2 separate regions of the Homo sapiens genome follow, and region 1 is linked to region 2. Evidence: chromatin contacts called from ENCODE Hi-C or POLR2A ChIA-PET data. All regions are on one chromosome and are shown on one strand. Each heading gives the region's core, a stretch centred on a gene start or an enhancer-like site at or near the end of the contact. The rest is flanking DNA. Distances are from core to core; before and after follow the strand shown. Region 1 overlaps NOL4L (nucleolar protein 4 like). Region 2 has its middle 19 kb from the start of MIR1825.

Evidence for each region. Hi-C counts contacts between places; a loop is a spot of excess contacts on that map. ChIA-PET counts read pairs that join two places held with the same protein, here RNA polymerase II (POLR2A).
Region 1: a map of HepG2 shows a loop between it and region 2 (5-fold over the local background). The contact joins two enhancer-like sites. A Hi-C loop is called at or near these places in 1 of 168 maps with a recorded cell type or tissue (HepG2). POLR2A ChIA-PET finds 5 or more read pairs at or near these places in 1 of 52 experiments (activated CD8-positive, alpha-beta memory T cell).

Annotation. Positions count from the first base shown.
Region 1 is chr20:32,538,862-32,542,856 of GRCh38, reverse strand. The region is part of intron 1 of NOL4L (nucleolar protein 4 like); the gene reads left to right. It overlaps LOC105372592 (a long non-coding RNA gene), which reads right to left. Exons shown (of 3, transcript XR_007067563.1): 3 at 904-1,683. Among named protein-coding and RNA genes, the nearest start is that of NOL4L-AS1, 20 kb to the left of the region's middle. RefSeq lists enhancers at 761-1,266, 1,267-1,772, 3,202-3,995. Within about 2 kb of position 1,281, at least 2 of the 41 ENCODE cell types and tissues checked have a DNase peak (open chromatin) inside an H3K27ac peak, as active enhancers do.
Region 2 is chr20:32,255,023-32,258,630 of GRCh38, reverse strand. No RefSeq gene overlaps it. Among named protein-coding and RNA genes, the nearest start is that of MIR1825, 19 kb to the right of the region's middle. Within about 2 kb of position 2,075, at least 7 of the 41 ENCODE cell types and tissues checked have a DNase peak (open chromatin) inside an H3K27ac peak, as active enhancers do.

The DNA of each region.
Region 1 (3,995 bases), core at 32-2,531, 290 kb before region 2:
GTCACCCTGACACCAGAGCTAGAGCTTGGAATGAATCACGGCAATGACTTATATATAGCACCTTCCACATGCCAGGCACTATTAAGGTGTTTCATCTTCACAAAAACTTTCACTGCAGCTTCATGTTATGGCTGGGGAAACTGAGGCATGGAGAGGTTAAGTAACTTGGTAAGGTTCAAGAGACGAGTCAGAAGTAGAGTAGGGGCTGAGCACAGTGGCTCACACCTGTAATCCCAGCACTTTCAGAGGCTGAGGCGGGAGGATCTCTTGAGCCCAGTAGTTCGAGACCAGCGTGGGCAACACAATGAGACTCTGTCTCTGCAAAAAAATAAAAAGATTAGCCAGGTGTAGTGACACATGCCTATGGTCCAGTTACTTGGGAGGCTGAGGTGGGAGGATTGCTTAAGCCTTGGAGGTCGAGGCTGCAGTGAGCCGTGATCCTGCCACTATACTCCAGTCTGGGTGACACAGCGAGACCCTGTCTCAAAAAAAATTTTTTTAAAAAGAAGTGGAGTAGGATTTGAGCTCAGGCTGTCTGGCTGTTGGTCATCTCTTGGTCATGCTCTCAAATGTCATGCTGTACTGGCCATTGTAGCCTTCTCCCTCTGACCTGCCTGAGCAGCTCTCATTGTCTTGGTGCCCCCGAAACCTGGACTAGCAGCTAGCCCGAGGAGGCACTAGTTAGTGACAGTTTCAGGAATAAGGACACAGGTAAGCCAGTGGATGCGGGACCTTGCCCCAGCCATTCTGAAGCTCTGTGTCCTGAAGCCCAAAGATATGGCCACCTGTCTCCTGGGCTTAGCGCCCCCCACCACCCGCCTGTCCAGACAGCCTCAGGGAAGGACCAGATCCATAAACATGAGGCTCTACTTGGGCTGGGAGGAGTGCTGGGCACTGTACAAGTCCTCAATATTATTGCTTTATTGTCATTTAAATGGAGCCTGCCTCAAACAGGCCACCCAGTTCTAGCCACCAGCTCTGGACAAAACCCCCATTGAAAAGCCAATTACAATCACTCCATCTAAATTGTCATGGATTTGTATAGAAAATTACATCTCCATTTAGTCCTAAAGCGACGTCCTGGGCATGGACAGAGGGGAGGCTGGCCCATTTACCCCGCCAGCTCAGCGCGGGTGCCGCGGGCAGACAGAAAGCCCAAGCTGCTGGGTCTTGGCCGGCCCAGGAACAAAGGCCAGTTTGTGGGGGCCCAGAGAGAAGCTGGGCCTCTGAGGGCAGCTCAGATTCCAGGCCCGGGCCGATGGACCCTGCACCGCCAGCTGGTCTCTCCTGCTGGCGGCTGTGGCCAGACGAGCTCCTGACAGCCGGCTTCAGGCGGCCCATCAGCCCCGCCACCCCCACCACCATCCAAGGTGGCTGGAGCTTGGCTCATGTCCACACTACCAGGAAATGAAACTCAGGGAGCACTTGACTGGGATCCTGAGATCTTGGTTTCATTCATTCACTCACTGACACATTCAGTGCCTGCTAGTAGCATGAGAAAGGCAATAATGTAGAAGTGAGCTCCAGCTTCAGAGTGCCCTGCATTCAGTTCCAGACTCTGTCCTCAGTAGCCATGAGGCCACTTGCTTATTCCTTTAGTTTTGAAATAGTTGTCGAGTGCCTACTGTGTGCCAGAGAACAGGACAAAATGGTCTTCACTCTTGGCCCTTAAAGTCCAGTGCCCTGGGGAAAATAAACAGGGGCTGACACGGGCTAGTATCCCCATTTCACAGAAGTGTAAGTAGGCAGCTCAGAGGAGCTGGGCATGCTATATGCAAGTGAGAAGGGCCTTCTAGCCAGAGGGAATAGTGTGTGTGTGTGTGTGTGTGTGTGTGTGTGTGTGTGTGTAGGGGGTGGCGAGGCAGGCTGGAGCAGCACTGTGGCATGACATGAGATCGGTGGGGCAACCTACAGACTGTGGGCCTCTTCTCTGAGCCTCGGTTTCCTCATCTGAGGAATGGGGGCGATGACCCCAGCTGCTGGGGACTTGGACAAGGGCTCAGGGAGATAATGTGTGCCAGGTGTTCTGCGTGGAGCTGGGCATGGGATGCTTTTGGCTAACCAGGATAGCCTTACTTAGATGACACTGTGGGCCAAACACGGACCGAGGGCTTTCCACACATTCACTCCTAACATTGACAGTCCCATGTGGCAGGGCTAGGATCCCCATCTCACAGATGGGGAAACGGAGGCAACAGCACAGGGCAGCTAATTATTTGTTCCTGTTCCAGTCATTCTGATTATGGGTTAGCCCAGGGCCTCCACAGAGAAGACCCTCAAAAAGGATTTGTTGAATCAGTGAATGCATCTGGAAGGTCGGTGCTGGGCAGGTGTGGGGGCCGGGGAGGAAGATTCCCGTGTACATGTGTGAAGCTGTGTGGAGTGCTGTGGGATTCTGAGCATGGCTGTGGGCCTGCGTGTAATTGTGTGTGAGACTGTCCAAGGACTGCAGATGGTTGCATGTGTGAGGCTATGTCCATGTCTCTGTGACCTTAACTGTGTGTGACAGTCACACATTGTCTCCCTGAGTCCTTGCCCAAATGCCCAGTGGCCACAGTGGCTCTGTCAGACTGACTGTGTGTGTGTGGCTGTGTCAGACTGTGTGTCACGGCCTACACACATCTGTCTGGGCCCAGAGGGACACTTGGCACCCTTCCTGGGATGGCTGGTGGGCCCAGAGGCTACCTCAGGGCAGGACAGGCACGTGCAGAGGCGAAGGGGTCAGAGTCCCCAGCCTCCCCTGCCCAGCCCAGCAGACAGACCGGCAAATGGAAAAAAATGTTCACACCCGAGGCAAGCTGGTGGCTGCCCCACCAGAGACTGCTCTGTGCACAGAAAACAAGTTCTTCTGGTATCAGCTTGGCAGGAAGTGGCTTTTGGGTGGCAGGAAGCTGGATTCAGCTCATATCAGCCCCGGCCGAGGGGCAGGAGAGCAGTTATCTGGGGTTAAACAGAGTTACTGAGAAGTGGAGCCCCCAACACACCATGCCCGATAGAGTTGAGGGCACAGCCTACCCCTGGTGGCCCTTTGGAATGATGGGTGGGCGGTCTTGTAAAGATGAGCCTCAGGCCCCAGACAGAGCTCATTGTCCACCTCTCATTTACTCCCATTTAGAAGATATGCAGACTGAGACTCTGAGAGGCAATGACTTTTCCAAGATCACCAGTTAAGAAGAGAGACAGAAGGGAAAAAGACCGCAAGAAATTTACATCTAGAGACGAAAAAGCCAGGACAGAAGAACAAAGAGAAGAGGAGCGATGGGACAGGATGGAGCTAGGAGTCACATGAATGCAGACAGCAGTGAGGCTGCACCATGGGAAGGCCTGTGTGTGCCCACCATGTGCAAGGTCATCACGTGGACGTCACAGCTGACCTTGAGATCCTGAACCCATTTCCCAAATGAGGGGAGTGAGACTCAGAGAGCCTCACTGGCTGAGTGAGGCCTGGAATCCAGTTCTGATTCCAAAGCCCAGGTTCTCTCACGTCATGCCCCCGTGCCCAACTTCCAGGGAAGGGAAGTGGCTGTTCTAAAACAGACACCCAGTTCCACTAGCTGCTTGCCTGGGTGCTCGATTGAGGAATTCACTCAGCTGGCCCATGGAGAGCCAGGGTTCAAACCTAGGCAGGATGGCTGCAGAACTCACGTGCTTAACCACGTGACAGGGTGTGCCCAGTGCTTTGCTGGAGCAGGCAGAGAAAGCCATGGCCCTGCCCTTGGGCTGGGACCCAGAGGGTCCAGCCACTGGAACAAAGCCCTGCAGCTGGCAAGAAACTGAGTCTCCCAACGCCCAGCCCTAGACACTCTGTGCCGCCCCCCACCCCACCCCACCCCCACTGGAGCCCCTGGGCACTGGGCTCTGGTCCTTCTGCTCTCATCCCAAAAGCAGCTCTCAAGCTGTTCCCTGGCTGAGATGCTGATTTGAAGCTCGGTTTGCATGTCGTTTGCACATTACTCAGTGTATGTCAGAAGGTACGAACATCTCCCTTTCCGGGA
Region 2 (3,608 bases), core at 826-3,325:
TCAGCCTCACGAATAGCTGGGATTACAGGTGTGCAACACAACGCCTGGCTAATTTTTGTATTTTTAGTAGAGACGCGGTTTTGCTCTGTTGGCCAGGCCACACCTATAATTTCAGCACTTTGGGAGGTTGAGGTGGGAGGATCTTTTGAGCCCAGGAGTCCGAGACCAGCCTGTCTCTACAAAAAAAAAAAAAATTAAAAATTAGTCAATTATGGTGGCATGTACCAGTAGTTCTGGCTACTTGGGAGACTGAGGTGGGAGGATCACTTGAGCCCAGGAGTTTGAGGCTGCAGTGAGAGATAGAGCAAGACTTCGTCCCTGAAAAAGGAAAAAAAGAGGTAGGTAAGTGCTATTATTATTCCCATTTTACAGATGAGAATTGAGGCTACAATTATGCAATGAGTAAGTCGCAGAGCGAGATTCAAAGCCTGTTTTAACCCAGCTTTAAAGCCTGAGACTTTGGCCACCTTGGACTCACAAGCCTGTGAACCAGAGACAGCACAGGTCTGCAGTTGTATTTCCTGTGGGCTGTTCAGTGTTTTATAAACTAGAGAATTAGGCCGGGCATAATGGCTCACGCCTGTAACCCCAGCACTTTGGGAGGCCGAGGCGCGCAGATCACGAGGTTGGGAGTTCGAGACCAGCCTGGCCAATATGGTGAAACCCCATCAGTACTAAAAATACAAAAATTAGCTGAGTGTGGCAGCGGGCACCTGTAGTCCCAGCTACTTGGGAGGCTGAGGCGGAAGAAGCACTTGAACCTGGGAGGCGGAGGTTGCAGTGAGCCGAGATTGTGTCACTGCACTCCAACCTGGGCAAAAGAGCGAGATTCTGTCTCAAAAATAAAATAAAATAAAGAATTAATTGCCAATTTAAAACCCAGGAAATTGCCTGACACAGTGGCTCATGCCTGTAACCCCAGCACTTTGGGAAGCCAAGGCGGGTGGATCGCTTGAGCTCAAGAGTTTGAGACCGACCTGGGCAACATGGCAAAACCTTGTCTCTACAGAAATTAGCCAGGTGTAGTGGTGTGCACCTGTAGTCCCAGATACTCAGGAGGCTGAAGTGGGAGGATTGCTTGAGCCCGGGAGACAGAAGTCGCAGTGAGCTGAGATCATGCCACCACTCCAGCCTGGGTGACACAGTGAGACCCTGTCTCAAAAAAAAAAGGGAAATTTCCTATAAAATCGGGATTTTTCAGCTTCTCTTGAAATATCTAAAGATCTGGCTACACTGGACCTAAGTCCCATATGGCAACAATTGGCTGGGAGGAGTAGCAGTTGCTACAGTTAAAGGGGGTGTGTGCATTGCACTTTGACTTAGACCCCCAGCCCCCACTCCACCACATTGACCTGCCTCATTCATCTGGTCCTTGAAAGCATTTGGGGATTTTTTTGTGGTTTTTTTTTTTTTTTTTTTTTTTGAGACAGAGTCTCGTTCTATTGCCCAGACTGGAGTGCAGTGGCGCGATCTCAGCTCACTGCAACCTCCACCTTCCAGGTTCAAGTGATTCTCCTGCCTCAGCCTCCTGAGTAGCTGGAATTACAGGTGTACACAACCACTCCCAGCTAGTTTTTGTATTTTTAGTAGAGATGGGATTTCATCATGTTGGCCAGGCTGGTCTTGAACTCCTGAACTCAGGTGATCCGCCTGCCTCGGCCTCCCAAAGTGCTGGGATTACAGGTGTGAGCTACCACGCCCAGCCCTTGGAAGCATTTGAATTTGTGACTCCTGGGTCCATACTTTCTAACAGTTGGAATTGCCTTGCAATGTACTGATCTCCCCGTCACTGGAAATGTGCAAACTCAGGCTAGATGGCTACTGTAGGGATGTCAGAGAGGGATTTCAAGAGCCAGTTGGGTAATTAGATCAGATAACATACATTATGCTTTCCAGCCCTGCAATGACAAATATTTACTTAAGACTTTGCAGCATATATTTTTGAGAACTAACTTCCCCTCTGGTTTCAACTTACTGTTTCAGTCTTTCCTTTCCCTTTCCCTTGGTTTCTTGATCTATTTATATATTTTTAATCATACGATTATACTGTATGAATCCCTGTAAGCTTCCTCAAATCTTTTCTGGGAATAAGGGGAACAAATGAATCTATACGTAAATATTTACCTAAAGGGTTTGGCTCCAGGTACTGAAGAGAAACAAAAAGAGAATTATAAGTTACAACTGCCAAGTTACCTCAGGTCTCTCCGAGATTATCAGACTCAAAGCAATAAAGGCAACAAAACAGAAAGAGCTAAGAGTCTGGGATATGAGCATGTGCCTAGGTGCTCCCAACCCACTGTCTTAGGAAAGGCAGCCTCAATGTTTATTGCTCACCCTTTGTTTAAAATACATGTTTTTTTTGAGACAGGGTCTCACTGTATCACCCAGGCTGGAGTGCAGTGGCACGATCTTGGCTCACTGCAACCTTTGCCTCCCAGATTCAAGCGATTCTCGTGCCTCAGCTTCCCAAGTATCTGGGATTACAGGCGTGCACCACCACTCCTGGCTAATTTTTGTAATTATAGTAGAGACAACATTTCACCATGTTGGCCAGACTGGTTTTGAACTCCTGACCTCAAGTGATCCGCCCACCTCGGCCTCCCAAAGTGCTGGGATTACAGGCATGAGCCACCGTGCCCGACCTAAAATAGATTTTTAAATCCCATGGCCAGGCATGGTGGTTCACGTCCGTAATCCCAGCACTTTAGGAGGCTGAGGCAGGAGGATCACTTGAGGCCAGGAGTTTAAGATCAGCCTGGGCCACACAGTGAGATCATGTCTCTACAAAAATAAAATAATACAATAAATTCTATAACTAAATGTGGCAGTTTTTAAAGAAGTGGCTGCAAATTCCTTGACACTCCTCCCATTGGAGGGGAGTCTATGTCCCCTTTCCTTGAATCTGGGTGGCTTGTGGCTGATTTCACCAATAGAGTATGGCAGAGGTGATGCTATGTGACTTCTGAGGTTGGGTCATAAATAAACATGCAGCTCTGCCTGGTTCTCTTGGAATATTCTTTCTCCAAATGCTTCTTTCTGGAATATTCCCTCTTGGAACACAGCTTCCACGCTGCAAGGAGGCCTAGGCCACAGTGAGAGGCCATTTGTAGGTGTTCTAGTCAATGGCTGTAGCTGAGCCCAGCATGCTAGTCATCCAAACCCAGGCACCAGAAACGTGAGTCATCACCAGCTGTTGTCATCTCCCAGCTCAGGCTCCATATATCAGGGAGCAGAGACAAACCAATTATGTTGTGCCTTGTGCAAATTCCTGATCCACAGAATCTGTGAATGGAATAAAAGGATTGTTGTTTCATGCCACTAAGTTTGGGGTGCTTTGCTATCCAGCGACAGAAAATTAGACCAGTTACCCAGGAACACAGTTATTGCAAATGATTCAAACCATCAAGAAAAATATGTAATATAAAAGTGATAGGTCCAGTGGGGCAAGGTGGCTCACGCCTGTAATCCCAGCACTTTGGGAGGCTGAGGTGGGCAAATCACCTGAGGTCAGGAGTTTGAGACTAGCCTGGCCAATATGGTGAAACCCTGTCTCTACTGAAAACACAAAAATTACCTGGGTGTGGTGGTGGGTGCCTCTAATCCCAGCT